Linked DNA regions of Mus musculus: all the other regions are linked to region 3. A link is a loop called in an ENCODE intact Hi-C map of the cell type or tissue named here. Cell type or tissue: heart. All regions are shown on one strand.

The links. A loop is a pair of places that touch in the nucleus more often than their neighbours do. Peaks named below come from ENCODE experiments on the same cell type or tissue, not always from the same donor. Only the 100,000 strongest peaks of a DNase experiment are listed, where the experiment ranks them.
Region 1: a loop joins it to region 3, with 6 times the contacts of the local background. A loop is called at or near these places in 2 of 42 quality-filtered maps.
Region 2: it touches region 3 in a loop (3-fold over the local background); 16 of 42 quality-filtered maps call a loop at or near these places.
Region 4: it touches region 3 in a loop (2.7-fold over the local background); 2 of 42 quality-filtered maps call a loop at or near these places.
Region 5: it touches region 3 in a loop (3-fold over the local background); 13 of 42 quality-filtered maps call a loop at or near these places.
Region 6: a loop joins it to region 3, with 5 times the contacts of the local background. A loop is called at or near these places in 19 of 42 quality-filtered maps.
Region 7: a loop joins it to region 3, with 3 times the contacts of the local background. A loop is called at or near these places in 13 of 42 quality-filtered maps.

What each region holds. Positions count from the first base shown.
Region 1 is chr8:106,300,910-106,304,909 of GRCm38, reverse strand. The region is part of intron 1 of Smpd3 (sphingomyelin phosphodiesterase 3, neutral); the gene reads left to right. The region is part of intron 1 of 4930506A18Rik (RIKEN cDNA 4930506A18 gene); the gene reads right to left. Among named protein-coding and RNA genes, the nearest start is that of 4930506A18Rik, 21 kb to the right of the region's middle. In heart, no CTCF peak of the experiment used is centred here; no DNase peak of the experiment used is centred here; H3K27ac peaks cover 479 bases.
Region 2 is chr8:106,260,439-106,264,438 of GRCm38, reverse strand. All of the region lies in intron 3 of Smpd3 (sphingomyelin phosphodiesterase 3, neutral), which reads left to right. Among named protein-coding and RNA genes, the nearest start is that of 4930506A18Rik, 20 kb to the left of the region's middle. In heart, no CTCF peak of the experiment used is centred here; a DNase peak (open chromatin) is centred at 1,868; H3K27ac peaks cover 349 bases.
Region 3 is chr8:106,401,041-106,405,040 of GRCm38, reverse strand. Gm34026 (a long non-coding RNA gene) reads right to left here. Exons shown (of 3, transcript XR_387995.2): 2 at 3,304-3,399. Among named protein-coding and RNA genes, the nearest start is that of Gm34026, 3.0 kb to the right of the region's middle. In heart, a CTCF peak has its summit at 1,559 (motif pointing right); DNase peaks (open chromatin) are centred at 30 and 1,580; H3K27ac peaks cover 609 bases.
Region 4 is chr8:106,309,717-106,313,716 of GRCm38, reverse strand. All of the region lies in intron 1 of Smpd3 (sphingomyelin phosphodiesterase 3, neutral), which reads left to right. The region is part of intron 1 of 4930506A18Rik (RIKEN cDNA 4930506A18 gene); the gene reads right to left. Among named protein-coding and RNA genes, the nearest start is that of Smpd3, 26 kb to the left of the region's middle. In heart, a CTCF peak has its summit at 1,541 (motif pointing right); no DNase peak of the experiment used is centred here.
Region 5 is chr8:106,209,103-106,213,102 of GRCm38, reverse strand. It overlaps Slc7a6os (solute carrier family 7, member 6 opposite strand), which reads left to right and starts at 2,170. Exons shown (of 5, transcript NM_001007567.2): 1 at 2,170-2,384; 2 at 2,472-2,738. The coding sequence starts at 2,190. Prmt7 (protein arginine N-methyltransferase 7) reads right to left here and starts at 2,049. Exons shown (of 18, transcript NM_145404.1): 1 at 2,021-2,049; 2 at 532-727. The coding sequence starts at 626. In heart, a CTCF peak has its summit at 2,175; a DNase peak (open chromatin) is centred at 2,162; H3K4me3 peaks cover 2,739 bases; H3K27ac peaks cover 1,972 bases.
Region 6 is chr8:106,336,235-106,340,234 of GRCm38, reverse strand. It overlaps Smpd3 (sphingomyelin phosphodiesterase 3, neutral), which reads left to right and starts at 2,270. Exons shown (of 9, transcript NM_021491.4): 1 at 2,270-2,423. In heart, a CTCF peak has its summit at 2,377; DNase peaks (open chromatin) are centred at 1,244, 2,114 and 3,544; H3K4me3 peaks cover 2,543 bases; H3K27ac peaks cover 913 bases; H3K27me3 peaks cover 1,437 bases.
Region 7 is chr8:106,225,332-106,229,331 of GRCm38, reverse strand. It overlaps Prmt7 (protein arginine N-methyltransferase 7), which reads right to left. Exons shown (of 18, transcript NM_145404.1): 5 at 2,013-2,121. Among named protein-coding and RNA genes, the nearest start is that of Prmt7, 16 kb to the right of the region's middle. In heart, a CTCF peak has its summit at 2,487 (motif pointing right); no DNase peak of the experiment used is centred here.

The DNA of each region.
Region 1 (4,000 bases), 100 kb after region 3:
CTTATTGACACCAGAATCCTTACTACAAAAATGTGAGAATCACAGACTCTGGGGTCTAATCTCACTGTGACCTTGCCCACGAGATTTGCAGAGCCATTTGCTTTGTGGCTTTTCTTTTGGGTTTGCGGGTTGTTTTGTGTTTTGTCTTGTTTTGTCTTGTTTAATGGAAACCAGGGAAAAAGTTGTATCATAGCCGCTGCGTATTAACTCATGCAGGCAGAGTGCACAAGACCACTCTTTACAAACCAGCCTGTGGGAATTAGCGGTGCTGTGGCAGCCAACTTAGAGCTGGAGGATGCTTTCAGATTACTCCTTCCTAGTCTCACAGAGCTGTTCGGGGAGCTACACGTGGCTGGGTGTCTGTGGGATTTCCTCATCCCGACCTTTGCTATGTTTGGTGATATGAGACTGGGTCATCTGTGGGACACCAGGACTGCTGGCTGACTTTGGGTTTCCTCCCTGCCACTCAAGGATCATAGCTGGCAATCAGGAATGGCACTGTAGACTGGTGCTGGTTATTGGACAGTGGGGACTCTCAGCTAACAGGCTGATACTGAAGAGCCTTGACAGTCCTCACCACCCACTCATTTCTCCTAATCTGTGCTCTATGCCTTTTCCTCCTTATTCTTTTCCCAGGGAAGAGCCAGGCTCACCCTAATCTGCCGAGCCCAGAGCCTCTGCCTCCATGGCCTCCTGTCCTGTATTCTTTTCAGCATGTCTCTGTCCTGTCATTCCCTGGTTCTAATTTCAGGCCCTTCCATAAGCTCCATCTTGGTTAGTTTATCTTTTCAGCAACACCAGCCCCCCCCAGGCCATGCATCTCCTAGTGCATTCCTCTCTGACATCCTGCCTCAGCTCTCTAGATCCAGGCCCACATTTCCAGGCGATTGTTGTCTTCTCAAACTCAGTGTGTCACAAGCTCAGTATATCACACACCTTTCCACTGCCCTCCCAACTATCCCAGCCCAGTCTCTCCTCTGTCCCAATGATCTGATTGTTCCTTCAACTGAGGCCTCCTCCTAGCCCTCAGCACTTTTGATAGCCAACCAACTGTCTTAGGATCCCCAGAGTACCATAGCTACTTCCTCTTGGTGCCACCAGAGCAAGTCAGGAGCTTTATTTGTGGGAATAAAATATGATGATAAATATAAGGCTTGCGCCAGGCGTTGGTGGCACACGCCTGTAATCCCAGCACTTGGGAGGCAGAGGCAAGTAGATTTCTGAGTTCAAGGCCAGCCTGGTCTACAAAGTGAGTTCCAGGACAGCCAGGGCTATACAGAGAAACCCTGTCTCGAAAAAAAATTATATATATATGGCTTGCTTTAGGGACCTGGCTCGACAGAATGCTCAACACACTGGCTGTTGGTCCCTCACTGCTTGTGCCTCTCATGTTTGATTATTGTCGCCATTATTTGCTCCTGCTCAGGTTCAAGTCCTGTGTCTTCATCAACACTAGTTTGGTCCTTTTCTTTCCCTGACCTTCTCCAATCTTTCCCTTTTCCTCTATCATGCTTGTGAGGTCCTACCCTTCAAGTGTACAGGGAGACAGCTAGGAACAAGTCAGCACTGTCTCTGAGCCTTCCTTCCCCTCTGCCTTTTCAAGGCACTTGTAAGCCTGGGCTTAGCTACCTGAACAGAGCCATGATAGGTCTTTTTTTTTTAATATTATTTATTTAATGTATATGAGTACACTGTAGCTATCTTCAGACACACCAGAAGAGGGCATCAGATCCCATTACAGATGGTTGTGAGCCACCATGTCATTGCTGGGACTTCAGGACCTCTGGAAGAACGGTCACCACTCTTAACCTCTGAGCCATCTCTCCAGCCCATGATAGGTCTTTTGTAGTCCAAGTACATCACATCCTACTTACTAGGCACTTCATAACTGCCTGGCTCCTACTGACAAGGTCCAGTAAGTCCCTACTAAGGTAAAACTGCTGTTTATTGTATTGTGGATACTATTTCTGCCTCTAGTTTGTAAGACGTCATTATTCAATATTAATTGAGTCCTGACTATACCCAATATAACCATTATTCAATATTAATTGAGTCCAGGCCCATACCCAAGACATGATAGGAGTGATCTTCTTCCCTCGCTGGAGCTCTCAAGCTTTGGGAGACAGACATAGTTGAATTCTTTAGGTGCACTGAGTCTAACAGACCTGTGCTGTCTGCACAGCCTCTACCTTAGGGTAGACCAGATGCTTTGAATGCTGAGACCCAGGTCAGTGGCTTTGTGTCAATCACCATCCCAAGTGATTCAGTCATTCGGCAATAAACTGATTAATCTAAAGCTGCCCATGTCCACTCAGATAGTAAATGTGTCTATCTTCACTATGGCTTTTTCTGCCACTACAAAAAAATTTCAAAATCAGTCTTTTCTAAAAAAAACTTTTGGGGCTGGTGAGATGGCTCAGTGGGTAAGAGCACCTGACTGCTCTTCCAAAGGTCTGAAGTTCAAATCCCAGCAACCACATGGTGGCTCACAACCATCTGTAACAAGATCTGACGCCCTCTTCTGGAGTGTCTGAAGACAGCTACAGTGTGCTTACATATAATAAATAAATAAATCTTAAAAAAAAAAACTTTTTAGATCTTTCCTCCAACTTCCCTCAAGTTACTGCTGCCTCATTTTTTTTTATAAATTCACAAATAAACTGATATTCTTGAACTAACACATATTGTCCATGTTAGTCTCTGGAGCTTTGTAATTGGTTATGTTTCTCTTTTTGCTTTGAGTTCCATGAATCTCAAGGATAAATTTAGAACTTCTTAAGACTGGCATTGTGGGGCTGGAGTTCTAGCTGCGTGTAGAGCACTTGCCTAGCTGCATAAGGCCCTAGTCAGGTTTTAGTTGTTGTTGTTGTTGTTGTTGTTGTTGTTATTGTTTTCAATGGCCATTAGGCCTGTTGTGGTAGCACATGCCTTTAATCTCAGCACTCAGAAGGAAGAGGCAGTAGGTCTCTTTAAGTTTGATGCCACCCTGGTTTAGATATCGAGTTCTGGGACAATTGGGGCCATGTAGACCTTTTCTTAAAAAAAAAAAAAAAAAAAAAAAAAAGCCATGCTGTTTAGAAACTTCTATCTCCTTTCCCTTCAGAGAGTACTTCTAGCTTAATACTCTCACTGCCACATCTCTTGTTACACGCTTCTACTAATCCAGCTTTGAGGAAGGGAAGAGAATAAATGAAGTCTCTTTAAAGACTCCAAGTAATCTTTTAAAAGAGATTATTGATCACGTAAATTATCCTTTTCCAAAGAAGATTACTTTAATTTATGGGCACGAGCAGGCTTGCTGCCCTTCTGTGATGTTGTCTCTCTCAGACATGAGTTTTGTAAATTGATGAGGACAGCTCTTGTTGCCAATGTTGGGTTTTCCCTAAATGCCCTTAGGCAATCTATAGAGAAATCAATGCACATCGCCAAGCTACATTTATGGTTAAGCAATAATTATAATGTGCCCAGATGGAGGCCTCAAATGTTTGCCTCAAGCAAGATGCTAGTCCCCTTTAATATTCTCCTGGTCAAGCTCCTGCCCTATTTCTGCTCTCCACTTCTGTCTGGGTAGTAATCTAAAGACATTAATGTAGAAACAGCCTGAAACACCCATCCAATTTTAGAAGATTCCCCCAGCAAGCATTAAGTCTGCAGCCTCCACACCCTACCCCCAGTGCCTTGGGGATTTGCTGAGAGCAACTTTCATTCCTACCAGCTGATTGTGTTCAGCAAATGTTTGTAAATGTCCATGGCCGTGTCTCTCCTCCACACTACAGTGAGCTTCCGCCCCCTGAAACTGTGTTTTCAGAGTCTTTTGTGTCTCCTAATGGTGCCTGGAACATTTTGCACATGATAAGGAACTCAAATAAAATGAACAATAAGCGTCACAACCAGCTTGAGCTTTTTACAGGGCTCTCCGTGAAAACCCTGAAACACATCAATGTCTGATAAAGGCAGACATCTGTAGATGCCAGTGGCAGATGCCCAATTATGCTGAGCC
Region 2 (4,000 bases), 140 kb after region 3:
CCCCAGCCCTACCACACGGGCTCAGGCTCAGCGGTCTGGGCCAGTATCTCAGATCTGAGTCATTTCTACTCATCTGTAGAGTGGGAGCGACCTGTGCTGAGGCCCAGATAGGAGTAAGAGTTTCTTGTCCTGAATAATGGTGACCACGGTGGTGGTGGTGGTGGTGGTGGTAACTGTGGTGGAAGAGGAGACAAGCCAAAGGGCAGAGCCCAGAGCAGACCAGAGTGCAGGCCAGCATATGGGCTCTTAGATCTCCAGGCCAAAGACCACACCCACCCACTGAGGCTTCAATGGCCAGGACAGTCCCCACTTCTGGGTGTCAGCAGCTGCCATGCCAGGCTCTCTGCCCACCAGCCCCTGGCTTCACTTCATAGTCCCTAATTAAAGTGAACCGTAATTATTTCTGCTAATTCGGATGCAGTTGGAGGAGGTTTTAGACCATGGTAATTTGGTCATTACACATTATCTTCCACACAGCCTGAAATACTGTGTCGACTTTTTGTTCTCTATCTAAAAGCCACCGTTAAGTGAATCTAGAGCTTTCTGAAGCATCATTTGGCGGTCTGATGCAGATGGGGCTCTCTGCCCCAGGGGCAGCAGCTCTTCTGCTGGGGAGACTTGCCTGAGGGGCTGCTTGGTAGGGGACCCTGACTATGGCCCAGGACAGGTCTCTCTCATTCTCAGCTCCAGTCTGTGCAGGAAAATGCTGGATCAGTGGCTGATGGGATAAGTGTTCACTGGCTCTACTGAGCCTGCTAGAACGAAGGCACACACTCAGATGTCTCACCCTGGGCTGCCCGAGGCCTCTTGCATGACTGTACCAGAGTTAGGGTTCCCAGCTCGCCAGCCACAGAGATGCAGGTTGTCTGACACACAGTTCAGCCTTCCTGTTCTGACATAGGGTTCATTTGTGTTGTATTTGAAGATGTGTTTCTGTCTTGGTACCCAGCATGGCCTTCTGGGAAGGGAGGGGATATGTCATCAAGTTCAGAGTGGAAAGATATGTCCTCTCACCCCTGGCGATACAGATGGTTGTGAGCCTGGCAATGTCCAGAGACTACTGCATTGCAGAACAATCCACATGGCCCCTCCTCTCCTTCCTCCTCCATCCGGTACCCTCAAACAGTTTAACTTCTTGGGCTGGCTTCTCCTCTGTGGCTCTGTCATTATTCTTTTTTTCTCTCTTTACCTCGTGGGTTTCAAATTAGTTGGCAGATATGTTGATCCATGCCATTCCGAACCTTTTTAAAGCTGGCTAGTATGGTTTTCATATCAAACTTGATTTGCAACATCTTTTAACACCATGATGGGGCTAACACGTTTTTGAATAGCTGAAGGTTGGGATAAGCATGCAACCAGCTCTCTTTACTTCTCAGGGTCCCTTATTATCAACCCTGCCCCCCCCACCCCCCCAAGGGAATGTGGCGCTACAGACTCCGTTTCTGGATGATTCTTGACATCTTACTCCCGAGGCAAGCTCAGTATCTGCCCTGCTGTCCTCACCCTGGCTCTTCTACACTGAAGCCTGAAGAAGTCATTCTGGCTGCGTGCACCTTGTGCCTGCCCGGCCATCCCAGATTTTTCATTTTACTTTCCAATGCCTCTGCTTCCCACTTGCCCGTCTTAGCCCTGTACTCCTCTGCACTTGCCCACTGTGAACGTGGCTGACCTCTTCCAGTGAGGCCTCCTCCTAAGTCTGACTCCTCTTACCCCCTTCAGTTTCTTCCATTTCCCACAGCCCATGCTCCACCCTTCCTGGGTCACCCAGAGGGGCCCCCACATCCCCTGCTCTGCCGCTCTTAGTCTTGTCAAGCACAAGCCAGTCCTCACTTTGTGGGAGGTGCTTGACTCTGTGCTCGGGTATGTTTCAGGCACTTGTCTGGCTAGATGCTGCCTTTGGGAGTAGAGCTGGGCCCTGCTGGGTGAGACTGTTCTTCCACAGAAGAGGGTCAGGCCCATCTGGAGAGGAGCCAGGGACTCTGGGAGGATGCAGCCAGCAGTTCGTCCCTTCCTCTACCACGGCCCTCACTGGGTCACATTCTCCCAGTTTATTTCACCGAGCCCTTGAAAACCTGGACATCCCCATGAAGGAAGGGCTGGCTTCCCTTTGGCCTCCACTCTGCACAGCTAATTCTGAGCACCTTTTTAATCAACGTTCTGTGCCGTCAGAACTAAAGGGCAGAGCCTCTCGGTGTGACTTTGTGTTTTTGTAAGAGAAACACACACATGACTGTACAGGTCCTGGGGACACTATGTTTGGAATCCCTGAGTCCCAGCAAATAATAAACTGGATACTACAGAGATCACACACCTGTTACGAGGGAGGCAGGTACGAGGGAGGCAGGATATGTGAGAGGCAGCTATGGCCTTGCTGCCATGGCGTCTTCATCCCAGGTGGATTCTTCTCTGCTGCAGGGCCAGCAGCGATGCCTTTGTCCTGTCCTTTGTCAGCACAGGGCAAGTGATACTAAGGGAAAGTCTGACAAACGGGTGGCTGATCTTGACAAAGACACCAGCAGCCCAGAAAGCAGCAAAGAGCAGCATCCGGAGGCTAACAGGTCTAATGTGTGCCCGTCTGAGTGCTGTGAGCCTTAATGTGCCCATCCATGAAATGGCACACACTAAATATATAAGAAGTGCTAAGCTTAAGTGTCCATGGCTGAAGAATACAATGGAAGAAAGCTTAGCTACTGCCTCAGCAACACATGGGGCCGTGTCATGTTCTGCTTTGAGTACCGCATTCTCAAACGTGCTTTTATACATCAGTTGTCCATAACTTTACAGGACTGATTCCCAGAGCTGTTGTGAGATGGCTGCACTATGGGGCTGGTATATGGGCAAGAACTAAACATGTGAGTTAGAAACAACCTAAGTTCAGCAAGAGAGCCTGTTATCAAATATCCAGACATTCACCCATCGGCCTGGAGGAAGACTGGCGTGCAATGCATGCTGGGGAGGAACGTGGAGTTGGAGAAATCCAGGGGGCAGAGCTGAGAGAGGCAGATAGGAAGAAGACCCACTCAATCTCAGCAGCAGCAGCAGCAGCAGCAGCAGCAGCAGCAGCAGCAGCAGCAGCAGCAGCAGCAGCAGCAGAAGGCTGACTGAGAGCCACCATTGTGTTTGTCCTTTGCCACTGAGAATGAAGCTTGGCTTCTGTGGTCCACCTCCCTGGGAAGTGCCTGGGTCTGAGGCTTCATCAACACAGGAAATCCAATTGGAATGGATTAATGAAGTCTGGGGAGGGCAGCTGGTGCTCACATAGAAATATAAATTATTGATATAGATTCTGAGGACAGGTGCCCACAACGGTCCGTGAGGAGTAGCCTCCAGCAGCTAGTGAGAAGGGGCCCTGAGGGAGGCCTCGGTGGTGTTTTCTTCCCTCTGGGCTACAGCACTGACAAGTGCTCATTCTTGTGCTGGGTTACACACATGGGGGCGCAGCTGCATTGTCTTTGGGACATACAATTAAAATCCCTATTTCTATGAAGCCAGAATTAGATAGAGATGGCCTGCCTAAGTCACCTGCTTGCTGAGCCAGGCCCAACCAATGTAACTCTGCCCTAGTAAAGAAGGGGTCAGGTTTGGAGAAGTGGAGGCAGGAAGGTGCTACTGTGGAAGCAGAAGGGTCCAGCCCATGTCAGGGGCCCAGAACGAGGGGACACAGGCCAGAACTCTGGCCTAAGACAGAGAGACTGCAGAAGACCCTGTCCCATAGAATTCATGAAGCGACGAACCATACAGCCAGATGGGGCTTAAAGACAAGCTAGCAGGAGGCTGTCCAAGGCTCCTCCAGTGGGTTGTGGCTTTGAATTCAAACTGGAGGGGCAATAGGAGGTCAGGTTGAGAGTGTGGTCAGAAAAGGAAGGAGAGAGTCACTGAGAGTAGACGGCTCCATGGTTGAGAGCATAGACTGCTCCATCATAAGAACCAGAGTTAGAAACCCCAGCATCCACATTAGGCAACTCCAATTTTGGCTTCTGCTGAAAACTGAGGGGAGGGA
Region 3 (4,000 bases):
AAGGTGTTTACTTAGCAGCTTGCTGAGTGGAAAGAAGCAGAAACTTCCTGACAGGAAGAAGTCCAGGGGGATGACAAAGGATTGTTGCCTGAGAGAGAAAGAGAGAGAGGGGGGAATATCTTGGGGTTCTAGGATTAAGGGGTATAATCCGCTGGCCCCAATAGCCCTCACCCTGGCTGACCTCCCTAGTTTAGGCTCATCCGACAAACATGCACACTCTTGATTGAGGTAGCCTAAGCAGGACACGGAGGACCCCAAGCAGAACACAGACTCAACAGACACCCGTCAGCACTAAACACCGGAGAACCCTATGATCATCTGTTTCCAGACAGTGAGTTATCTAAGTCTCAAAGGAACCTGATGAGACCAAAATCGTGAGGGTAGGGGATGGCCTTTGAAGGGTGGCCCGTGCTGGGGACGAATCAGGCTCACCTTCCTGGAGCCACCTCCCGTTGACCTTTCTCTCCCCTTGTTTTTGTCTTTGGAGTAAAGGAAAGATAACACAGCTTAGCTCAGCGGTTCTCAACCTGTGGATCGTGACTCCTTTGAGGTCCAACAACCCTTTTACAGGGGTTGCCTAAGACCATTGGAAAACATGGATATTCGTGTTACAACTCATAACACTGGTAAAATTACAGTTAAAAAGTAGCAACGAGGGCTGCAAAGATGGCTCAGTGGTTAAGAGCACTGATTGCTCTTCTAGAGGTCCCGAGTTCAATTCCCAGCAACCACGTGGTGGCTCACAACATCTGTAATGGGATCCAATGCACTCTTCTGGAGTGTCTTAAAGACAGCTACAGTGTACTCATATACATTATATATTATATATATATCTTAAAAATAAAGTAGCAACAAATAATTTTTATGGTGTGGGGGAGTCTTCTACAACATGAAGAACTGCACTAAAGGGTCTCAAAACATTAAGAAGATTGAAAACCCCTGCCTTAAATTGAGGCCAGGCTGCCTGACTCAGGGCCAACACACTCAAATTTTAGGCTCCTTCAAGAGCTTTCAAGATAGCAAGCCTTTGGATGGCTGTGGGAAAGGAACAGGTATAAGGGTGTCCAGAATCCTGCTTGACCCAAGGCTATGTGGAGGATGAAACCATCCTTACTGGATTCCCTCAGTTTATTAAATGAATGGTTTTAATTTACACTTCATTTTTGTTTTTAATATATCGAGAGTTGCCTCAGATAAGGCTCTAGACTCTAGTTCTCACTGCCAGATCACATACCGACTCTGATGCTTGCTCTGTGGCCACGAACTGGTCATTTAGCCCGTGGGTGTCTCCCTTTATTATCTGTCGGCTCAGAAGGATCGACCCCTCCCTATGAGTGCTGTGAGATTAAAAGGAGTTGTTGCTTGTGAGGGCTTGCGACAGATCCTGCCTTTGAAAACATCAGCTTGAAGTTTTATTGGGCATTTGTATTTCATGTCAAACATTTCTGCTCTGTCCTTGCCCATTTTTATGGAGGTCATTTTTCTAGTTACACGGCAGGAATTAATGCTAGAGCCCTCTCAAGTCAAGGTGGCTCTCTTAGTGGCTATGGTCCTCATAGTCTCTAGGGGGCGCCCAGGGCCCATTCTGTCTGCGTTGTGGCAGCCTGTGGGCTCTGGGCAGAGAATTCTGGATCCACCTGGCTAGCCTGGACTGACTGGGCTCTACATCCTGTTCTGCACCTTTACCGACCTAAGCATACTGAGTGAAAAAGAAACCAGGCATGGGGCTGCTAGACGTTTGTATGAGGTGTACTGCTTTGTCCCACCTTGGTTTGAGACCTTGGGTTTCCAGAAAAAAACAAAAAAACAAAACAAAAAAACGATGCTAGATTGTCTGGGTAAGCTTTTTCCCTCTTGTCTTACTAGCCTGGAGCAAGAGTGCGTGCTAGGGGGACCCCTGTGGGGAATGATGTGGTAAATAGAGACGCTAGCAACTGGGGTCTGATGTTAGTGGACAGAGAAAGCTGGCGTCAAAACTCCCATTGGGCCAGCTAGTTGGGGGTGGAGTGGGGTGCAGACTTCAGACGGAAACATTGTAAGTGAAGAGTGGAAGACGGGACACACTGAGAGGGAAACATATCGGTAGACATGGAGTCCCAAATTAAACAAACAAACAAACAAACAAATAAAAAACCAAAAAAAAAAAAAAAAAAAAAAAAACCAACAACAACCCCAAAACCCCAAACAAACAAAAGGAAGGAACCACGACATACTGAGCTGTAGCCCAGAGATTTGGTGTGGTAGGAATGTCACTGTAGTGCACTGTAGTGGCCATGACTCTACCAGGTCAAGTCTCAATGTGGCAGAGAGAGGAGCGAATTGTGACCAGGGTGGCTCAAAGGCAGGTCTTTGATGGGAGCAGAGGCAAGCAAAGGCCCAGAATTAAGGACTACCAAGAGAGAATAGCATGTAAGAAGCTCCAGAGATGTGTGCACGACGTTCTAAAGCACAGAACAATGGCTTCCAGAGATAATGGGAAAGGGGGATGGAGAATGGCGAGTCACCCCTAGGAGACTGTGTGGAAGCTGTGGTCAAGCAGGAGACAGCTTTGGCATAGGAGATGGCAGGGGACACAGAGGATGTCTGACAGAGACCCTCTGTTTTCCAGGATTGGAGGGAGTTGGGCAATAGGAGATGTCAGTAGGTACAAAGACAGGATGAGCTGATAAGGGCCGGAGGCTGGCCTCTCCCTCTAAGCATCTCATGGACCACCAGGCAGAGGTAGGGTGGCGTGTCTCTCCATGGCACTCTACTTACCAGCTTCTGTTCAGAAGGATCTGTCTCCCATTAGGAATCCTGTGCCGTGACAGGTTCTGAGAGCTAGTCACAACTCTGACTGCACGCCAAGGAGCCCCCTCATGCGAACACTTCTGGAAGCATTGAGTGCTATAAAGACCCACTGTGTGGCGTGCGGATCCCATTAGAGGGGAACATTTTATCACAATGGAGGCACAAGTAGGTTGTTTGATGGTAATTGCTTTCCTAAACCTCGAAGAAAAAATGCATTGCAAACCCACCACAATTAACTAGAGTGATCACATTCCTTTTTTTTTTTTTAAGCTATTTAGAAATATTAGCAACGGACTTGGTTTCCAGGTTGTTGTGGTGCTAGGGTTTTTTCTGTTGAATCCCACAACGTATTGTAAGTGCCTGAGGAGGGAGGAATGGGAAGATGTTTGCATTTTCCACTCAGCAGCCCACCGAAGCTCAAATAATAGCCTCGATGTGTAACCTGGGAGTTTAATATCCTCAAATATTTATAATTATGCAGAAATAGCCCTGAGAACCATTCAGATTACTCACAGCTGGATAATTATCTGTGTCCAATGTTCACAACCTCAGAACTGATTCTCAGAGTTCCGGTGCCCCTTTGTCACTTAGGGTGTGGGTCCATGGGATCTGTGGGCAAAAGAGATAGGGCGGAGGGCTCTCTCTGGCTCATTATAGCTCCTTCCCCTGCTGAATGTAAGTTCTCTTCTGTTTTCCCTGGGCGTGAAAAGTCCGGAAAAGTGTTCAGCCCCACTGGCCATAGGGCAGGAAGAGCTGGTGTGGGTTATGAACACACACATGGGGAACTGAGTTTAGTCTTCTCCAACCCACATAAAAATCAAGTCCTCACTGGGGACATAGAACCATGAGGACCCCTGGGGACTGCTGGCCAGGTAGTCTCGCTGAATGGATGAGCTCTAGATTCACTGAGAGACCTGCCTCAAAAAATAAGGTAGAAACAAAAACAGAAGGTGGAAAACAACTGAACACAACACACACACAAACACATACCGCACACAGACACACATGTATACTCAGAGATCACACAGACACACACACACACATACACAGACCAAGCACAGAGAGACACACAGATACACACAGACCACACAGGGAGAGAGAGAGAGAGAGACACACACACACCACACACAGATACACACACTCACAGATCACACAGATCCCCCCACAGACACACACACATACATACAGACACACAGATACACATAGACCA
Region 4 (4,000 bases), 91 kb after region 3:
GCAGAAGATGAGAGAGGGCGGATCTAAGGATGAGGGAAGAATGGGGGCAGGTGCAGATAGTGTTCCAGGGATGGGATGACACCAGTGACCCCTGTGAATGGATGCATTTGGCCTAAACATGCTAATGGGCACAGGCCTGGCACTATGTCAGCCCCCAAAGTGCAATTGGGCCAGCACTGGGCACCAGTTAGGTGTTGGCACAGTTGTAACTCAGATAGGAAATGGCTTCTGAAAACTGGTTACTGTACGAGTGAAAGACAGGAAGTAAGTCTACTCTGCAAATGATCATGGCCAGGAATGGAAATGCCAACTGGATCTGACAGGTCAGAAAGCCATGGTTTGCTGGGGGAGTGATTTGCTCTCTTTTTGCACCCGCCGAAGACTTATAGAGTAAGCCTCGGGCTACCACCTAACTGAGTCACCACCACAAAGCTTAATTAATGCCTGCAAAGCACTTTGAGGTCTTGACTGAGAGGTTTCACATGAACACAGAAAATCCTTATTAATCACTGTGGCAGCACCAAGTCAGGGTGTACTAGGGGCGAGCTGCCTCCATGCTCAGAACAATGAATGGTTAAACTGTGATTTGGAAGGACAGTTCTGATCAGCTGGCTGGAGAGCAGCTTAGCTCAGAGGAGGCAGGCCCTTCTGGAAGCCACTTAACTCACCTGGTCCTTATCGGCCATGCATTAGGTAGACCTTCCATCCCCGCTGTGCATGGGTAGTGGAGGGACTGTTAGGTAGTCGTGAGGCCTTTCCAGGTAGGCCAAGTGGACAAGCATACAGACTCAGCAGCAGGCTCAGTATATCTTAAGGCACGTCCCTCCTGAGCCCAGTTTCCCCATCTTGAGAGGAAAGTGACAGTAGGCACCTATTCCTGGGCTGGGTTATGAGATTAAAATGACGTTCAGATGAAATGGCCTTGATGCCTGTGTTATCCTTGCATTGCTGTGACCAAAATAACACAGCATAATTGAAGGAAATAATTATTTATTTGGGCTCATGGCTTTAGAGGGTTCCCTAAATTGGTTGGCTCCATGTGCTTAGGTAGAACTCCTCAGTGGCAGGAATAAGGTTTGGGGGGGCGGGGTCCTCCACTTCATGGCCCAAGCACAGAACTGAAGACCGGGTATCACCTTCTGAGACAGGCCACCAGAACCTATTTTCTCCAACCAACACCTACCTCCTAAAGGTTCTAGAGCCTCCCAAGACAGTGCCACCAGTTTGGAACCAGATATTCAACACATAAAGCCTGTGGGGGAGTATTTCATATTCAGATCATAATGTAACAGCGCGTGAGATATCCGAGTAACACAAATGCTAGCAGTAGTAATGATATCAGCAGTAAGAACAATTACAGAAATAACATCAATGTCAAGCATAACAATAATAATAGCAATAGCAGGTATATACACTGACCTGAGTCAAATAGTTTTCTAACTATATTCCAATACTTAGCTACTTTTAGATTTATTTTTGCTTTTAATTATGCCCCTGTGTGTTTGTCTTGTGGGTATGTGCCTATGAGTGCAGTTCCCTGCAAAGGCCAGAAGAGGGAGTCAGAGCCCTTAGAACTGGAGTTACAGGTTGTTTTGAAACCTGACATAGGTGTTGGGAACCAAACTTGGATCCTCTGCAAAAACTATAGGTGCTTTATTGCTTCCAGTCTCCTTTTCTGTCCACTCTCTGCTGCCTTTATTAGTACTGTCACCCATTTTAACAATCATGCTTCGTTACAATTGCCATTATCACGGCCTTCATTACATGAAATAAAGATACTGGGCTTAGGGTCAGGGATGGAGAAGGGCCTAAAAGTTTCTCACTCATCAAAATTATGGTGGTTTCAAGGAAACTGTAGGTAACTAGAGAAAAGCTACCAGTAGATGTGGAAAGATAAGGGGCTGGAGAGATGGCTCAGTGGTTAAGAGCACTGACTGCTCTTCCAAAAGTCCTGAGTTCAATTCCCAGCAACCACATGGTGGCTCACAATCATCTGTAATGGGATCTGATGCCCTCTTCTGGTGTGTCTGAAGACAGCAACAGTGTACTCACATACATAAAATAAATAAATAATAAATATATTTTTAAAAGATAAGAAAAGATATTGAGATGTGGTACCATCACGTCCCTCCCCTCTACTTATGCTTAAGAGGGACAGTACCCCCACATCTGGGAGACAAGGAGTTACCTGTTAACCTAGCTACTCAGACATTTCTCAGTTTCCTGAACTGGATGATTCCCCACAAAACAAGGCCTGAGGCCCAACCCAAATTTTCAGTCTGATCCCTGTCTCTATCTGTATCCCAAAGCTTCAACTAGTATCTGCATCAGGACACTAATTCAAGAGATGTCAACCTTGAGTCACCCCTTATCTCATTGGTAGCCATAAAAGATCTGATTAGTTTCGTCCAACACCTACCTGACCCATTCTATCCTAAACTACCCCCAGAGGAGTTAGGGAGGTTAGGCAGAACAAAGTGACCCAGACACATACTTTTTTTTATCCCCCCAACCACATACCAGTTCTTTGTTTCTCTCACCTATACAGAGGCCCCAGAGGTCTCAGACTTGCGCACATGCTACCCCCTCTCCATGATGTTCAGGTACCTCTACTTCATCCTGCCTTTGACCTCATCTTCAACATTCTGCACTCCCACCATTCTTCTCTCTACACAAGAAAGGTGCAATCAGCAAACTCATTCTAGACCCAACATTGGGCTGGTTCTCTGCTCTGGACCCAGCCCTCAAAAGACAAAGAAGCTAGGCATGGCAGCACACATCAGCAGTCTCAGTGCTTAGGAGGCTGGTGGGGAGATGAAAGTTCAAGGCCAGCTTGCACTACACATTAAATCCCTATCTCAAGCAAGCAAGCAAGCAAATAAAAGGGAATCCAGTTTTAAACCCATCTTTGTATAAATTAAAGACTATGGTTCAGTCTTATCTGAGACACAAGTGGAGAGAGCCAGAAGCAGATTGACTTTCAAAATAAACAGAAGAAAACCCCTCTGGAACCACCTGCCCTTTGAAATAGCCTTCCCAAGCTGCTACTATGGTTCTGAGATGGCTCATGAGGTAATGTGTAGCAGGCACATGGGCTGCTGTTGTAGACTATAAAATGCATGAAACTCGCAGTTGCCTATAGGGGAATGTGATCTCCTGTTGTTCTATGCCTTCTCTGCTTGCCTTATGGGTAGCATGTCTCTATCAAAAAAGTGAGTCTCTCACCCTAGGAAAGATCTCAGCTTTAAAAAATTTAGCGCAATGCTTTTTATATCAGTGGGTTATATTTAAAGCATTCAAAGGCCTAGATTTGCATCGACTGCATTTGACTTAGTCAAATTATTCACCATCCATCTCTCATGTACAACCCTCTTCTCAGTCTATGAAAGCTCCGATTACATAGAGTTTAGGTTTCTTCCAGGCAAATTGATCATCAATTTCTTAGACCTCATCCTACCAAGTATCTTGGACTAGTACAAGTGTCTGGCTCCCCTATTGGTATTTTGAACGTGTCCAAGCTCAAATCATGGCCAGCAAGCATTACCAGTGGCTTTTTTCTGCTGCAGTGTCTGAACATCTTTCTCATAAGAGAAAGTGAAAGCAAACAGGCCATGAAAGTGTCTTAGCTGACTGGGAGCACAAGAGAGGAAGAAGGGAGAGCATCCTACCTGGTAGGGCAGACTCTTGAGAACACGACTTATAAACAATTGTGAATGCCTACCATTTGTTGATTACTTGATACGTTCAAAATTATATTGAACTTCAAAACAATCCCATGGACGGACACACACACACACACCAGGCTGAATCAACTGATCTGGAGTAGCTGTGTCTTGACAGATGTCCCTAACTCTTGCCAAGCAAACATGTCTGTCTGACAACACACGACTGTATGTGTTTGTTTATACCTTACTTTGTTCCACATGGCATTTGGGGTAAAGAGGGAGATGTGAGACACAGCAAGACACAAAAAGACAAAATGAGGAAGACAAGCTAAAGA
Region 5 (4,000 bases), 190 kb after region 3:
GGCTCTCCTCAGTCTCCTCGGCTGATCCTCTTACGCTCCATCTCCATCTCCATCTCCTCTCTCACTGGGATGCAGCAACTTCTCTCAACCTCACCTTTACCGAGCTCCGCCCGCAAACTCTGTGTCTCCACAACTCGTGCTTCTGTCGACCTCTAGCATCACAGGAAGTGTCCAAACCTTAACACCTCCTCCTCTCGGGTGGGCATCCCATCCACCCGGTCATCTCGCCGGGAGGAATCTTGGTGCTTCTTGAACTTTCCCCTCTTGCTGCATTCAGTGGGTTACCAAACTCCTTCCTGCTCCTCCAAGCTGCTCTGCCTCTCTCACCTCCACTGCTTGCTTCTACGTTAGGACAGAGGACTCCCTGTCCTCTCTCCAACCCACTTCCCACACTGCTCTCAGCAGGTGCTCTCTTCTCCTAACAGAGACCTCAACTGCTCAGAAAAACAATCTCCACAATCTTCTTCAAACCTAAATTGACATGGAGGAGCCCTGCACCCCTGCAGCCAGCTGAGCAGCAGCCCTGGGTACCTGGCAATCTCCTGGTGGTAATCATAGTGTTCATCCTCCTCCAGCCACTCCAGGGATCCCGTGGTAGGATTGGCACGGCCACAGAAGACCTTCATGGTGCCAACTGGCTCCTCAGTGTTTGCACAGAAACGTGAGGCTTGTTAATTTACTTCTTAGGAAGATATCTTGATATCAGAAACCTAATCAATTATAATGCCTAGGATGGAGAGAAAGGACAAGAAAACAAAGAGAAAAAAAAAATAAAGAAACAGACAAAAATGTCAAAGTTACTTACAATTCTTTATTAATGATAACATCGACCTTCAATCTCAGGTCTGGAAGGCAGAGACAGGCAGATCTCTGTGTAAGTTCAAAGTCAACATGGTCTTCATAGTAAGTTCTAGGCCAGCAAGAACTACATAGTGACAGCCCATCTCAAAAGAAAATTAACCAGTATTTTGATATTTCTGACAAGAGTAATTTTCATTTTTTATATAGGATATACCATCAAAAACTATAATAAAAGCCAGTTGTGGTAGCTCATGTCTAAAATCTCAGCACGTAGGAAACTGAGGCAGAAGGATCTAAAGTTTGATGCCATCCTGGGCAATGCTGTGAGACCTTGTCATAAAACAAGAACAAAACAGAACAACGTGTCGTTGCATGTCTTTGATTCTAGCACTAGAAAAGCAGAGGCAGGACCATCTCTATGAGTTCCATGCCTGTCAGGGCTGCACAATGAGATTCCTGTCTGAAGAAAAATTTGGGGGTGAGGGGGGGCCTACAGTAAATATATAGGGCTGTTTGGAAGTTTCGCCACTTTTCAGAAATTCCTACATAATTAAAAAGGCCCCACAAGTCCATCGGGGTCCAGCCTTCAAGTGAAGGCAAGTGAGAAGGCAGGGTAAGCCGAGCAATGAGCTAACATTATACAGTAAAAGCGCAGAAGTGGTTATTCCGCAACAGATTAAGGACACTTGCTTATCTGTGATGTCGCTAGGGTTTCACTAAGAACACACTTAAAAATGCACTGAGGGCCACTCCAGTGTTTTAATCAAAAGCATGTCCACCTCGGGCACACAAACGTCTGGCGCTTCTCCGGGTGAGTGTCGTGAACTGAATGGTTCCCAAACTGCTCAGAATACGAACTGAGAAAGCCATCCCGAAGCAAAACCGCCCGAACGGTCCCGGGACCGAACCGTTCCCGGCTGGGTTAGGGGCGCTGCATACAACTGAGGTCCCGCCCGGTGTGAGTGACTGGGGCGAGGCTTCTGACACAAGTCCTGCGCCCGGCGACAGTCTGAGAAAGGACAGTCACCCACGCGGACCGCTGCGGCAGACCTGCTCAGGGTGCTTGAACCACTCCACGTGGACTCTGGAGCAGCCCGGAAGATAAGTACACCGGAAACCCAAATATCCCCAACGCCAGAGCCCTAAAAATGAGGCCGGAAGACCGACTGCACCCAGGCCCAGCCACGGCCCAACCTCCCCAGCAAGCCCAACAGCTCACCCGCTGTGGGAAGCGATCCACTCGCCGCCACTCCCGCGGCCATTTTGCCTCTCCCACTGTGGGTGGGGCGTCGAGGCGTAGCGTGACGTTCCGTGAGGCCCCGCCCGCTGAACTGGATGGACATCCCGTCGCGCCCCGCGCCTTCCCACAGTACTCCGCGATCGCCGCTATGGAGGCCGGCAGGACTGCGGTGTTGCGCGTGAAGCGGAAGCGCAACGCGGAGCCCGCCGAGGCGCTCGTGCTGGCCTGTAAACGCCCCCGGAGCAGCGAGGTCGAGTCGGCGGCTCGGGAGACGCCAGAGGGCCAGGAGGCGGCGGCGGCGGAGAGAAATGTCTTCCAGTTGGTTGCCACCGTGCGATCCCAGGTATGAGAAGGGTGAATGGACTCTTTGTGGGAGCGATCTTTGAACGCTGCCCGTGTCGCAGTCATCTCTTTTCCCGACGCCCCTCAGGAGGAGCCAATCCAGCAGCTTGTGCGGGCTGCCTTGCGCCCGTCCCGGAGCAGCCAGCTGCGTATCCGCCGCGATCTTCGTGCCTCGGTGCGCGAGGTCCGTAAAGAGGGCCGCTACAGGGTGGTCTCCAGCCACCGATCCTCGGGAACCTCGAACAGTTTGGAGCCTCAGTGTGGGTCAGAAGCTGTCGGGGATGCGGGCTTCCAGTTGTTGGACCTGGTCCACGAGGAGGAAAACCCAGAGGCTGCTGCCACCGACTGCCGCAAAGTGAGTACTGTATATGTCTGCTCTGCTCCCAAAGGCAGTAATGAAGAGCATACACACTGTAAGCTTAAGAATGGATGATCCATCTCTAAGAGTTGACCTCATTTTACCTGATTTCTGTTGTTGTTTTTGTTCTGTTGAGATAGTTTTGCTGTGTAGCTCTGGTTGACATAGTACGGGCTATGGAGCCCAAGCAGACCTCTGACACACAGCAGTTCTGCCTCCGTCGCTCCAGTGCTGGGATTATAAGTAAGCATGTGCAACCCACGCCCCTTAGGATTGGTTTTCTTTCTTTCTCTTTTGCTTGTGTCGTAATACACACCTTCCCTCCCAGCATTTGGGAGGCAGTACCATGTGGATCTCTGAGTTCCAGCCCAAAAAGGACTACATAGTGAGACCTTGTCTCCAAAAAAAAAAAAAACAAAAAGCAAAAAACAAAAACTTTGTGTGTGATTGATCAGGCCTTTAATACTCAAGAGGCATGGATCAATAGATCTCTTCTTTCAAGGCCAGGCAGAGCTACACAGTGAGAACGTGTATCAAAATAAATAAACAGAATTGATGTAGGCCTTTTGAAAGTGGATTTGGCTATTTAAAAGATATACAGTATTTAGAGATGATGTTAAACTGTCATTGCTACGAAAAATGAGGTAAATATGGAAGGAGTTTTAGCTCACAATTTTGGAGGTTTTGGTGCAGTGTATGGTCAGACTACTAACAATTTGCCTCCAACCTCCCTGAAGACGGGGCTCTAGCATTTATATATACCCTCTGAGAAGTTCCCAGAATTCCAAATGTCACAGAAACTATCTACAGCTGACAAAAACCACTTCTGCTAGGGCATGAGGCAAATCATAGTCAGCTGCTTTAGACAGCTCAAAGCAGCCCCACATCCCCACACCTGGGATTAAAACAAAAAAAAAAATAAACTGTTTCTGTGTTCTTTAAAGAAACCAAAATTCCAGACTTGTCACTACAAAGGGAACTTGCGGCAAGTGTTCTTCCTCTGAGCTAGATTCCTAATGTGGTATTTTCCTTTTCTTAATCTTCACAAATACTATGAATTAGATACTTTTATCGCCATTTTGTTTTTTTTTTCAGAAAGTTTTTATTAGCAAGCATTGGCTATTCAAAGTAATAGTTTTTATTAGATTTTGTATGTCTATACTCACTCCTGTTGAACCTTTAAAAAAAAAAGCCTTATTTATTTTATGTATGTAAGTACACTGTAGCTGTACAGATGGAGCTCACTCTGTAGACCAGGC
Region 6 (4,000 bases), 65 kb after region 3:
TGCTCTGTCAATCTAATTTCCTGCCCTAGCGATACTTTCAAAGGGCTCAACTGACCTCCAAGGGCTTCACCTCCGGCTTTTGGTGGGTTTCTTCGCTAGGCTTCTGTGGATGTCCACTGTATGGCATAGTTCTGTTCTCCCAACAGCCTTTGCTCTCACTGTATCCACAGACTTGGATACTGAGCTTCAACACATCCCATTTCCCTGTGCTCCTGGCAGTAATGAGTAACTCATCCTTAGTAATGAGGCTGTGTCTATTAAGTCAGCCCCAGTGGCCTTCCTCCATGATTTAGCCAAGATCAAAGCCCCTCTGCGAGGCTTACTCGAGGTCCTGTTAGGGAAGAACTAACATTTTATTCATCCTCTGCCCTAGCCTTTGTTCTGTACCGGGATAGCAGGCTTCCTTTCTTTCAGGCTCTGTTTGGAATAGTAGTCTTTCCAGTTACTTCCTTTCCCAGTGTGAATCAACTATGCACATGAAGGCATTCTTTCCAGAATGGTTGTGTTTTCATACACCCTAAACTTCTAGGACGATGACAAACAAACTATGGATGGAATTAATGAGACATCTAGTCAGTATCAGAATCTTTCCTGGGGATTCAGGAGGAAAAAATGCTACCTAGCAAGGCAGGAAATCACTGTGGAGTCCTATGATGCTGAGCAGAAGGTTTAAAGGCCAGCCAGCATCTTATTTCATGACTGACAGGTGAGAGAAGATCTTCCCAGAAAGGGAGTGGGAGGCAGGCATTTAGACATAGAAAGTAGGGCCAACAGCTAAAATAGAGGAACTGGTGACATTTAGTGGGGGAATTGACAGGAATAGCAGGCACAAATATATTTCTCTAGAACCACAGTAGTAGAAAGACCCTGGGACATTCAGACAAAATCCCAACCAATCCTAAAAGTATGAATGGCATTTAAACTTTTTTTTTTCAACCAGTAGCATCCTTCTAGTGAACATCTTTAGGAGTGGGAAACACCTTAGAAAATAAACATTTTTTGAAGGTGTATGCTGAAATCAGATAAACCGCTGTTCATTTTCAATAACTATAGGTAAATCTCAGCATTTGTTGAGTGCCTCCTGTATGTCAGAGGTTGTAGACACGGAACTATAAATATGAATAATACAGGACTTGCCTCTGCTTTATAAGTTTAGTTTCATGAGGAAGCTGGGTGTGTAAACATGCAAATCAAATAGGGGAAGTAGAGGCTGACAGACACAGAAGATGTGCAACACTCGGCAGAACATCAAGGAAGTCGTCACACATCAAGGCAACATTTAAACTGGGGCTTAAAGGATGTTGAGGAGTTGGAGGACGGCATGATGGAGGGGATCAGAGGAAGAGAGAAAAATCAGTACTCAAGGCTTGCCAGTTTCCAAAGTTCAGAACGATGCAAACGAGAGTGGAGTCCAATTCTCAAGGGACTTTCCAGCTTTGCTGTGAAAAGTGGATTTGATCCCAGAGGCCCGAGGAAGCCTGTGAAAGGTTTTAGGCAGAAGCAGCTCACTCTACCAGAAAGTACTGAAGGAGAGACTGCAAAAATGTGGGGACAAGAAGGAAAGGTCCTAGTGGCGCAAGGAATGTGGCCAGAAGAAAAAAAACAAAAAAAAAAAAACAAAAAAACAAAACAAAACAAAAAAAACAAACAAACCTTCAGTGTCAGAATTAAGGAAAAAATATAAAAGTTCAGATTGAGGTGTGAAGGTCTCCTCCAGTATCCTTTATCTCTGGTGGGGAGGAACCAAAGCGTCTCGCTCTCGATTGGCTCCACCGAGTGTTGCAGCGAGGCCGTCTCGTTACCTTTCTTCCTAGACAGGGAAACTGAGGCCCAGGGTCCTCAAGTAGAAACAGAGAGAAAAAGATAACCGAATCCGTCTTCCAAGACGCTAACCACAGATCACATGTGGTCTTGCAAGGGTCCCAAGGCCTGCCCCACTTCCCCATCCCCCATTCCCCAAGGGGCTGAGTTTGCTATGGAAACAGTCCTCCCACCCTCCTCCGCGCCTAGGGCTCCTCAATGCACTCTGGGAAATGTAGTCCATTTGTTTACAAGCCCGCGGCACGAGCCCACTCCACAGCCCTAAGAGACTACATGTTCCAGCAGGCAGAGCAAACACTTGGGCGGTCTCTGGGGGCGAGGTCCCAACGGAGGGACCGGAACCTCCCAATAGGCAACCTCCTGGGCGGATCCTGCGTCTCCATTGGCCAGAGCAGCTCGCGGGAGGCGGGGTCAGCGGAATGAGGCGCGGAGCTGTTCGCCGCTCCAGGTGCTGAGTCCGAGGGAGGCTCCGGATGCCAGAGCCGCGGTCGCTGTAACCATCGCCGCCGCGAGAGCCGTCTCTAGGAAGCCCCGGTCGCGAGGAGCTGGGAGGCGCCGCGTGCGCTGCCCCGCACCGAGCGCCCTCCTGTGCGCCACCTGAGGTGGGTGCTAAGGACTTGCTTTTGTTTTATTGAGGAGAGGGGGGCCTGGGGAGTTGATGGGACGTGTCCTCGCCGCACTTAACACCATCTGTCCGTGGAGCTGGAGGGACTGACTGCGGGCCTCTTCGTGGCCCAGGGCCTGAGGTCGGAGCAACCTCGGCTGGGTTTTGTCGTATGGTGAAAGAGCTTCTTGAGTGTAAGGGATGAAGGGCTGGAAGACCCTCTCTGGTCTCTCGTAGGAGAGCGTGAAAAAGGCTTGGAGTCTCCCTTTTCCTGCGCCTAAAGTCAAGGCTGCTTGGGTTGTTGAGGATGGAGGGACTGTTCTGGGATGAGAGGTTTGGAGATAGAGGGACCCTTCCTTACAACACCCCAGCTCGAGGCTGCAAACAGGCTGCAAACAGGGATTGGGATGTGACTGATGAGACACCTCCCCTCCTCTTAGACTCTCCTAGGTTTCGAGTTGTTAGGGAGACCCTTCCCTTTGCCCTCCTTTACATCCAGGCTCTCCCCTTATGACTTGCTCACAGTTGGGTTCTTTGTGGGATATTTGTTTTTGGGAATGGAGAAAGTGAAGGGCTGCAGGACTCCTCCCCACCCTGCTCCAAGCACTGATGGATGCTTGGGTCTTCTGTGATGGAGCCGCACCTAAGGTCTGAATAGCCTGGGTGTGGGAGGTGGGTAGAAGTGAGAGTCTGAGGTACCCCTCCCTACCTGGATCTTATTTCCCAGGCCCTCTCCACCTAGATCCAGGTCCCAGGCAGTAGAGAGTGGAGATCATCTCTCTTGCTCCGCCACACCCCGGGAATTAGAGCTCCAGCACCACGGCTAAGAGTCTAGATGGGCACCTGAGGGAAAGGACCCAGTGGTCTCCCTCTCCAGCAACCCGCAGCTCCTCCGCGTTCGCGGATCCTGGAGGGATGCTCCGCTGCATGCCGAGCGCGCTCCAGATCTGGACGCCGAGATCTGGTACCCTGCGAGCAGGGGTTGCTCTCAGGTGCCCGGCTTTCGCGCTCTGCCCAGGCATCCACGGGAGGACAAAGCGGCGGTGGCGGCACTGGCAGGCGTGCAGGGCTGGACTGCGCGAGGGGCGCGGCTGAGGAAGGGGGGCTTCGGGCGCGGCACGGGTAGCTTCCACGGAAACGTGCTAGGAGAAGAGAGAGCGAGAGAGACAAAGCGCGCTCGCTCCTCGCGGGCCCGCGCGAGCCGGGATGGAAAATCCCGAGGGAGGAGGTGGCTGTGCTGTGCTGGGTCCTGTGCCATACACTCTTCTCTGTCCCCACCTTCCAACCCCACTGCCAGTCCTGCCCCAAGAATGCGATGGGATTGATGGTTACTAGAGGCAGGACTTGTGACCACGAGGACAGGGATGACCAGGGACTCTACCTTGCAGTTGAGGGGATCTGAAGAAGCATGCTGACTAAACCCATTCAACCTCATGCCCTATCAGCTATATTAGGACAAATTTGGTTTTGTGGCTAGATGTGATTTTTATTGATAGTGGTGTGTGGGGCAGAGCGTGAGTGAAAATGTGACTGGATGAATGTGTCTGTCCATGCTCCAGTATTCACGCGTGTGCC
Region 7 (4,000 bases), 180 kb after region 3:
CACAGCAAAAGGAAAGCAAGCTAGACAGTGAGTAAAAGCCCTTGCTGTGAAAGCAAGAAGACCTGAGTTCAAATCCCTATGGCCGTGTAAAGCTAGCATGTCCTTCCAGCATCAGGAAGACAGAGACAGGAATCACAGGTGCTCATTAGACAACCAGTCCAGCTGAAAGAGCAAGCAAGGTCCAGTGAGAGAGCATTTCAAAAGATAGGGTGGCGGGCGGCCAGGCATGGTGGTCCTCACTCCCCTGTAGTCCCAGTACTCTGGAAGCAGAAGCAGTGTATCTGTGAGTTCAAAGATGGCCTTGGTTAGAGAGCGAACTCCAGTCAGCAGAGCTACTTAAGTAGGTCATATCTCAATTTATTTATTTATTTTATTTTATAAAAAAGTTGGAGACCAATGCAAGAAGACATCTGAAGTTCCTCTCTGGTCTCTGAATATACACACGAGTGCACCTGCGCGTATACACACACACACACCTCGCTTATACACACCATACTATACACACCATACTCAGACACTGGGGAAAGGAGAAAAAAAGGTGAGAATTTACTAAGCTTTACTATAGATTTAAGGAGTGTTGAGAGAGACAGACAGAGTGACGTTTCAGAAGAGAACAGCACATACAATAGACTCACGTGAGGGGCTTGCTTCTCAGTGGTGGCTTGACTGTGACTTTGTTCAGCCAGGCATAGTGTGCAACCTTTAACCCCAGCACTGACCATTCAGAACTGTGTGGGTCTCTGTGAGTTTGAGACCAGCCATCATCTACAATTATGAGTTCCAGACCAGTCAAGGCTACATAGTGAGACCTTGTCTCAAAAAACAATCATTCAAACACATGAATCTACGGGGGCCATATCTATTCAAATATCACAATACCAGGCTCTATACTATATTCTTAAGTAAATATATTCGTTGAAGTATCCTTGTCATATTAATTTACACTGAGATAATGGGTCCAGCGTGGCAGCACATGTAATCCCAGCACTCAAGACCTTCAAAAGAATTTTCATAGTCAGGAATTTATTTGAGGAAGCCTAAACTGAACACATACCACACACACACACACACACACACACACACACACACACCACAGAAACTTTTTAATTAGTTGAACTTACTGATTTCATTTTTGTGTGTTTTGCCTGCATGTATGTCTGCACAACGTGTGTATGCTTTGTGCCCACTAATGTCAGAAGGCATGCAATACCCTGGTACCAGAGTTATGGATGGTTGTGAGCTACCATGTGGTGCTAAGAATTGAGCCTAAGTCCTCTAAAGGAGCAAACAGTGCTCTTGAACCCTGAACCCTCTCTCCAGCTCTACATTTGGGTTGGTTTTTAAAAAGATCTTCTACATAGTCCAAGCTGACTTGAAACCCAGGATCTTCCTCCTGCCTCAGCTTCCAAAATGGTTGAGCTTACCCATCCCTAGCTTCAATTACTTGTATTTTAGGGTCTTACCATAATCACAGCCGGGGCCTTATGCAACCAAGCCACTGTTCCACTGGCTACATCCCTACTCCCAGAGTAATTGTTTTTTTAATGAGAAAAACAAAACAAAACAAAATCAGGTGTGATAATACACATGCCTACAGTTCTCAGGAGGACCAAGGCCAACCTCAACTACAGAGCAAACTCAAGGCTAGCCTGTACTGTATTAGATCCTGATGGTCTTGACAAAGTGAACTTAAAATAAAATACTGACTTTAAATAGATCCTTCAATCCTAAAACACTGCATCTTGAGAGCTGGCAATGGCCATGAAGACCACAGCCTGTCCCGGGACTTCCCCACACAGCTTGGCTATGCTCGACAGCTTTCAAGGAACATGTGGAATTTTCTAAGTTTCAAACTCCTGACTACAAAGACTTTTCTTGCTACCTCAAGTTTCACAAAAGTTGGGCTACCCAAGAATTCCAACATGCTTAAAGCAAAAGCAGCTTTCTTGTGTGTGGCTGACTTCTGCTGTTCACACAGAGCTTCCCACACAGGAGCTCCGGCGGGCGCTCACCTGGTCCGACTGTCACCTCAGTGGAGTGCTTGTTAATGACTTTAATCTTATCACTGAAGCCATTCCTCTCCACAATCTTCACAGCAGCCTCAGCCATAGGCTTAAAAACCTATACATCGGAAAAAGGAGCAGGAGAAGACAGGGAGGGAAAATGAGCAACGTGCTACTTAAAACCAAAACCTTACAACAAGCTAGCAAGATAGTATCTGACTCTGGTCTCATAATTTGATGCTAAAAGTGTTTTATTCTCCAAATGGGTCATGAAAATGACCACAAAAGGATGAAGTCCAACCAGCTACTGTGTCTGCTATCCCAGAATTCAAGAGGGTAAGGCAGGAAAATTATGATGAGTTAGAGACAAGCCTGAGCTACAGAGTGAAACTGACTCAATACTTTCCACCTGAACAAAAAGATAAAAGTTCAAATCCCATTTCATGCCAGCTACGTGGAAAGGAAGGGATCTTGCACTACCTAGTAAGGGCAGTAGGTGTCGCTGCCATGGTAAAGACAGTAAGAACAGAGCCCTCCGACAAACCTAGGGATGCATGCTTTGTGTTAGTGTGTTATGTTCAGAATTGAGCCAGTCCCAAAGCACGGCCTGTATTCCCTATGGCACGTGGGACCCTCTACAACGTAAACCCCTTTACTCTCCCAGCCGCACCGTTTTGTAACCCACATGATCCTCTCCAGCAAGTCTGAACTTTCCTTCCTCATCTGCCAAATCGAATCCTACTGGAGGCTGGGAATGGTGAACCATGCCTGTAATCTCAGCACTTGGGAAGTGTAGGTAGGAGGAGTAGGAGTTCAAGGCCAGCCTAGCTACATAGTAAGTTTGAGGCCAGGCTGGGCTACATAAGACCCTAGTGTGTAAAGCAAACATACAAACACAACCCACAGGGAAGCACCAAGCTTTTCCTCCAGAAGTCATGAGCCCCTGAGCCCTTCTCTAGCCCCTAAATCCTGACTTTTGAACCTGCCTCGTCTGGATCTCACAGCTCTAACCATAAAAACACAGAAACTCCCAGAAATACAAAGTAGAAACAAATAACAGGATATTTTCTTTTTCTTTCTAAATTGTTTTCTGTATTTTCTACCATGAAAATTATTTTGTTTTTTCTTTCTTTCTTTTTTAAATATTTATTTATTTAATGTATATATGAGCATCCTATGTCTGACACACCAGAAGAGTGTATCAGATCCCATTACAGATGGTTGTGAGCCACCATGTGGTTGCTGGGAATTGAACTCAGGACCTCTTGGAAGAGCAGTCAGTGCTCCTAACTGCTGAGCCATCGCTCCAGCCCCGATTTTGGTTTTTCTACTACTGAAAAAAGTTGTGTGTGTATCTGTGTGTATGTATATATTTATATTTATATGTGTGTGTGTGAAGACTGTATGTACTCAGCTGGGGGGAAACAATCATTTCTAAAATGTAGTTTTTTCCACACGTGGTCTCTGGCCTCTAACCCTGTTCTCAATCACTTCGTCTGAGCCTCTAAAATGGTCACAAGCTCAGCATCTTCCTCCTCCTGCTGCTGCCCTTCCCTAAACCTCAGTCACCACAGCCTCTCCTCAGCCCTGCTCAAGACCTCATGGGGTTGGAAAGACAGTGCACCTCAAGTGTGTGGCACTATTTTGGGGTTTTTTTTTTTTTTTTTTTTTTTTGGTTTTGGTGTTTTTGTTTGTTTGTTTGGTTGGTTGGTTGGTTTTTTGAGACAGGGTTTCTCTGTATAGCCCTGGCTGTCCTGGAACTCACTCTGTAGACCAGGCTGGCCTCGAACTCAGAAATCCTCCTGCCTCTGCCTCCCGAGTGCTGGGATTAAAGGTGGGCGTGGTACTAATTTTGATTGTCACTTGGCACAATACAGCGTTGCTTGAGAAGGGCATGTCTGCATTAGACTGGCCTGTGAACAGGCCTGTGAGGGATTTTTCTTAATTGGGTGAACAGATCCACCCTGAATCCTGACCATGGACTAGGTCCAGGACTG